2 separate regions of the Mus musculus genome follow, and region 1 is linked to region 2. Evidence: chromatin contacts called from ENCODE POLR2A ChIA-PET data. All regions are on one chromosome and are shown on one strand. The core of a region is the stretch at or near the end of the contact, and the rest is flanking DNA. Distances in the headings are between cores, read along the strand shown.

What was found. ChIA-PET counts read pairs that join two places held with the same protein, here RNA polymerase II (POLR2A).
Region 1: POLR2A ChIA-PET joins it to region 2 with 16 read pairs in embryonic stem cell. The contact joins the promoter of Tef here to the promoter of Rbx1 in region 2. POLR2A ChIA-PET finds 5 or more read pairs at or near these places in 3 of 5 experiments (Patski and embryonic stem cell).

The regions. Positions count from the first base shown.
Region 1 is chr15:81,810,117-81,813,089 of GRCm38, reverse strand. Tef (thyrotroph embryonic factor) reads right to left here and starts at 1,676. Exons shown (of 4, transcript NM_017376.3): 1 at 1,370-1,676. The coding sequence starts at 1,520.
Region 2 is chr15:81,464,757-81,468,026 of GRCm38, reverse strand. It overlaps Rbx1 (ring-box 1), which reads right to left and starts at 1,711. Exons shown (of 5, transcript NM_019712.3): 1 at 1,577-1,711. The coding sequence starts at 1,654.

The sequences.
Region 1 (2,973 bases), core at 427-2,926, 350 kb before region 2:
ACCCATGTGACCTTGAGAAACCATCTATGCCTCTCAGGAGTCTCAACTTTCCTCACCTAGAAGTGGAGAGGTAGTAACCCAAACAAGATAAGACTATGTCAAAATGCTTTGTGAGTGTGGGCAAATGCAAAGCAAAACCCCAGTATGGCCTGGTCCTCTCTGGTGAGCTTAGGCAAGAGCTGCCAGATGTGAGCACCAGCCCTTGCAGTTTGTCTTACACTCAGATCTGGATGGAGTCATCACCTTCATACAAACAAAAGCGTTTGTGCACATGAGGTCCTGAGGCAGGAGGAGAGAATCTAGCCTCACCTGATGAGCAGAAGCTATTTATAACGTAACAGGGACAACCATAAGCACAGCAGCCCCAGAACACACCCAAGGAAAGAAACAACAGCATTTTAGAAAGGGAAATGAGATCCCTGATACAAGCAATCCACAAACAGCCAAGTCCTTCCCAGATACCCTAATTAAGCTGAGCTCTTGGAAATCTGAAGATCTCAGACTGAAAGCACACATCAATGGACCTAAAACCCCACAATAGGTGGCAGTCCTGCTGCTCTTCCAGGCCAAATACCCAGGCCAAGTCTGCTTTCCACACCAGGCCCCAGGGACTCTTGTGGCCTGGGCAATTCGATGAAGCCCGGTCCTGCTATTGTGATTCCCAACAATCAACCAGGAGAAGGACCTGAGTGGCCACATTCTAACCCTCATCACAGCCCTACTTTGCCCAGCCTTCATTCCCTTAATTTTTTTTTAAACCAGGCTTTGATTTAAAAACAACTGGGAGACACTACCGACCCTCATCTCAAATTGCCTCCTCCATCCACACCTCCCAGGGATGCATTTCCAGTAAAGCACCACCGTGGACCTGCTCACTGTCCACTCGTAGAGAGGAGGAATCGTCTTCCTCCAGGACGGACCAAAGACATACAAAGGCCATCTGCTATACTGATCAGGGCCTCTCAAACTTTGGTGGTGAACTCTGCACCCACGAGGGTGCAGTGGAGTGTTTCTTAAAATACACGCTCTGTCTCAAGATCCGCAGACTAGGTGAGGTCCAGGAACCCGCATTTGAAGGCAAGCAGTATCCTCAGGATTTGGATGCAGGCGGCCCCACTGGAGCCCCCTCTAAGTGGCGGCTTCCTTGCAAAGTTCTGTTGACTTGTCCTTTCCAGATCACCCCCTGACTTTCTCTCTGGGCTAGAGGCCTAGTCCAGCAGGCCCCTAGTCATGCCCGGGCCCGCATAAACACCACACCACTGGACCGCTTCACCCTGACCTCTGACCCGGCCCGGGCCGGCCCGCCCCCACAAGGCCCCGCCTTTACAGAAACCCCGCCCCCAGACACGCGCGAGCCCCCCCCCCTCACCGAGGCGCGTCTCGCGCGGGGGGTTCTCCATCAGCTTCTTCAGGACCAGAGGGAAGGAGCCCGACAGGCCCCGTTCTCCAGCTGCACGCCCCGGGCCCGGCCCCGCCTGAGGCTCCACAGGCGGCTTCTTCCCGCCGCCCGCGTCGGACATCGTGCCCTGCGCCCCACTCGTGCGCCTCGCCTCCCCCGCCCGCACCCCGAGACGGGCCGGAGCGGCTCGACCCGCCGCAGCTGCTGACACGGGCAGCACTGCGCAGACGCGCTACTGCACCCCCACCTCTCTCCATCCGCACCCCTCCCGCGGACTGGTTCCGTCTCATTCATTATTCATAAGGCCAGGCCAGCGGTCCCATAGCGTGGCTTCCGATTGGTGCGCGCTGCGTAAGGGCGGGCACAGCTCTTCAGGCTAGGATTGGCTGTGAGAACCAAACGATGTAGACACGTGCTGGGCCAGGTGAGGAGTATCGCTCCGCCTGCCCGGGAGCGTCGGGCCCTTCTGCGGAGCCCCCCTGTTCTTTTTTGGTCAGTCGCGTCCCTTTCGCCACCACTTTCGTGACTACAGGTTTCCTCCCACCTCATCGCAGCCTCCTTTTTCTCCTTCCCTCGGAGAAGCCACCTCAGAGGAAGGCGGAGCGGGGCGCGACGGCCCAGCCCCGAGGGTCACGTGGAGCGGCAGCAGATGCGGAGCCTCGCGGGGCGGGGCAGTGAGGGAAAGGCTCGCGGCAGCCAATGGGGCAAGAGGGCGGGGCCGGCGCGATTGCACGAGGCTCTGCACGTGCGGCTGCGGCGCGGAGGGGCGGAGAGGGGCGGAGAGGGGCGGGGCTGGCTCTGGCCTAGGCCTAGCCAGGACTGGCCTGTTGTGTTGTTTGGCGGACTCTGCCCGGGGGTAAGGGGACTGGGACGTGGGTAGCCAGCCAGCGCTCCTCCCACGCTCCGCGCGAGGTTAGCGGAGGGCAGGCGGGTCCCAAGCTCCGCTGCTTCAGCGGGTGTCAGGTTGCCCACTGATTTAGGGATTGGGAGCGGGCGTGGTTGCAGAATAAACACTAGTACGGAGAGCGCATTCTTGAAACCTATCCACGAACCAGGGTCCGGACAGACTTCCGTACTACTAGCTGCTCGCTTGTGACCTTGGGAATTATCCAGTTGCTCCACGGGAGCCCATTTCCTCAGTCTTAAAAATTCAACATTGAACTAGAGTCAAAAGCAAAACAAAACATAGTTTCTGGGTTCCTTAGGAAACCTGTGAGCCGTGAAGGGGTGTGCAAACCTTCAAGATGGCTCGCAGAACTTTGTACCTCTTTGCAGTACAAGTCATACTCGGCTTCAAGCCCAGACAATACTAGACGCTCAGGGATTAAGCTCCCAGAGGGGCAGGGACTTGGCTTGTTTATACTCTGTCCCTCCGTCCCTCCCATGGCTCCCTGCCTCGGAAGGAGGAGCTGAGTCTGGCGGAAAGGCAGCCTGTGGTTCATGCGGTAGTTACAGAACACCACAATAGACAGCTAGAAGCGCATGGATTGTGTTAGGACCTGAGGAAAAAGAAATTTAGCTGAGTAAGCCCAAAGGAAGCGGCTAAAGGACGTTGGGTAGCCTTAGGAATAGAG
Region 2 (3,270 bases), core at 462-2,961:
ATACTATTTGGACTATATCAGAGGACAACAGCAGACCACCTGTACACTTCCCCATTCCTTGAAAGATGAAGTATATGAACATGGGTATCTTCAATTTTTTATATATAATGTAAAATAATTTAGCTAGCCAAACCAACGTGAGAATATTAGTACTATTTTCTGTACAGCTTTCCCTGACAGCTGTGGAAGAACTCAAAATCTGCATAAGCACGGGCTCTCCACAAAGTTTTGGACTCAGAGGCAAGGAAGTGAACAGACTGAACTAAGATAATAAATGGACCACTAAGTGGATAATCACAGGATAAGCTGGATAGCAAGTTACCTACCCAGTTTCAGTACACAGAACGAGGTCATCACTTAAACCTTAAAAGAGCACTGCAAGCAAAGTAGAATCCACTGCGATTTTCTTTTCCTCTTACCAAGTAAACTGATGTTCTCAACGTTCATATATCCAAACAATTACTTTGTTAGCTCCAGTAAGTCGACCTAAGACTTCTTATGTTAGACAAGGCACCCTTTTCAAGGACTACTTTGGTTTGACTTTCCAAATTCAAGCATAAGAGTTTAGTAAATTCTACATTACATTTTTATTTTTCATAATGGCTGCAGGCTGTAACTGAGCAGCAGTGGCCACAATGAGATGACACAAAAAGGGGGTGGGGTGAGGGATATTCTCAGCGACACGTTCCAAAAATAATCCATAAAAAGAAAACACCTTGCCCTCTTCAAGATCTTCATTTTTAACAGATCTGTGTAATCTTAGGTAGGAATCAACACTTTTAAAGGACTAGCAAACTATGAAGGGGAACGGCATACAAAAGGACGTTTCATATTTTTGTTTTTCTGTTCTCAGGTCATTAGCAATTAGTACTCCACCTTCTTAAATGGCACAAGTTCTGGGCTTGCTTTTAAAACAAAGCCCACCAGGCTTTTAAATTATCATTTTGTGTTAGAAGTGTACAGGGACATCAGAGAACCACTGGAGTGGCAGATGCTATGTGACAACTAGTAGCCATCTCGTTAGAACCAAGCTTTACACTTGACTGTGGGTTTAGAGGCCAATGGAGGCCGCCATACAATCGAGGGCCCACGCCAGGTCCCTCGGAGTCAATAGATTCTAGGATCCAGGAAGGGGCGGAGCAAGAACACCGGCAGAGCCCCTCTGCGCTGTCATCTCACGTTCCCGGGGTTCTCCGCACGGCCCCATCCTCCACCCGCCGCAGTCTCTTCACGAGTCTGCATCCCACCCACCCCACCCTGTCCTTCCCCCACCTCTCAGTCACTTCAGTGACAGCTCAAGCGCTTGGCTCCCGCATCGAAGTCAACCTCGCGTATTTCAGTAAGCAGCTCTGCGATTGGCCCCACAGCTTCCCCAGCAAGACTAATAGGGCCCCAGACACTGGGCCACCAGCATGCCGATCAACCCTAGGCCCGCCCCCCGGCTTCCGTTCTTGGTGCCCGGTCCCAGGAACGCCCTGAAATGAAGCCCTTTCCCCCGCGCCTAGCTCTTCCTCGGGCCTGCCAGCCATATCCGCGCCTCCCTAGCTTCCTTGAGGAAGGCGCTGGCGAGCCCAACCTTTTTAACTTCAAAGCGCTTCTTGCCCGCGCCGCTGTTGGTGCCGCTGGGGGTATCCACATCCATCGCCGCCGCCATTTTGGAAACACACAGTCTGTCGTGTGACCACTGCGCCTGCGCACCGGCTCACTTTCCGCCGCCTGCCCCGCACACCAGGCGCCTCCTCCCGCACCCCTCCCCTCATTGGCGCGAGCGTGGAGAAGGGGCGGAGCCTGCGGTCACGCCCCTTAAAGGCGCAGGCGGAGGTTTCCCGCCCCCCTCCTCCCCATCTCTCTCAGCTGGGGAGGAGGCTGGAGTGATTGAGGCGGGGCCGGGCGGGGCCGGGCGGGGCCGAGAGAAGGGAGCCAACCGGTGGGAACGTCCGTGAGGTCTCGATGCTTCTCGCATTCTGGGAAGCCCTGTGGTCTGACTCCTTCATTTGGGGCGGCGGCTGCTTCCTTCTTCTGCCCCAGGACTTAAGCCCTGGTCCAGATCCACAGAGCTGCCCCCGAGTCCGTGGTTGCAAAGGGCATGGGCTGGTCTTTGGAAACCCGAAACTCCAAACCGGCCTTCTGCTGACCGTGGTCGGCTTCGGAGCCAGGCGGTGTCTCTCTGGAGGCCTGTGGCCCGGCTTACCAAGGCCTGGTCACCGTCTGCGTTATCAATTTCAGATTGGGAAATTATTTGATAGGGAGAGAAGAGGCCCAGGAGCAAACAGAGCAGGCATTCTGCAACTTTGCCTTTATCTTCTCACAGGAAAGGTGATGGGGATGCCATAGTAAATCCCATAACCAGCCAGTTCTAAATGGTCCTCCTTTCTCCTCATTTCCTATCGAGTTTTGCTACTGTGCTACGATTAAATTAGTACATTTGTAGTGGCTGAACTTGAGTTCTGGTGAGGCATTCTGATTTTCTTACCGGTCATTACCATCGAGCTACAGAACACATACGTTTTGTAAGCTTCCATGATTAGTCCAGCCCTCCGCTGTTTTGTCTCCTAAATTTGCGGAGTTATGACTAGAATACATCACCCTTGAATTTCCTGTGTGTTCTAGTTCCCTCAACAGTACAACAAAAAGGGTTTTACCGGAAATGTGCCCCTCCCCCCCCCCAGAAAGGGTTTTTCTCTGTGTAGCCCTGGCTGTCCTGGAACTCAGGACTGGACCTAGGCCGGCTTCGAACTCAGAAATCTGCCTGCTTCTGCTTCCCAAGTGCTGGGATTAAAGGCATGCGCCACCACTGCCTGTCCTGAAATGTTCTGTTAAAAGAAATACTTGCTGGTGTGTAATGCGGTGTGTCATTGATGCACTTGCTAAGCAGGGCAATACATCCTGAATACCACCACAGTTTTAACTTGCACAGAGACTTGTGAGAGCCCTGCAAGGTGTGTGTGTGTCTGCCCAAGTTCTACCTCCCACACTAAATCTGTCATTGGTCTATGTGTCTACAGACCCCCTAAGGGATGCTAGAAACCCATAGTTAATTAAGATACTGAGGACATATTTATCCATTCGTCAACAACTATCCTGAGTATGTTACTTCGTCTTTTAATTTTTGGTTTATTATTATTATTATTATTATTATTATTATTGAGATAGGGCCTCACTCTGTAGCCCAGGCTGGCCTTGAAATCTGAGCAATTCTGTTGCCTCTACCTCCCAAGTGCTAGGGATAGAGGGAGGAGAACCACCATGCTCAGCTACACTGGGTTCTGC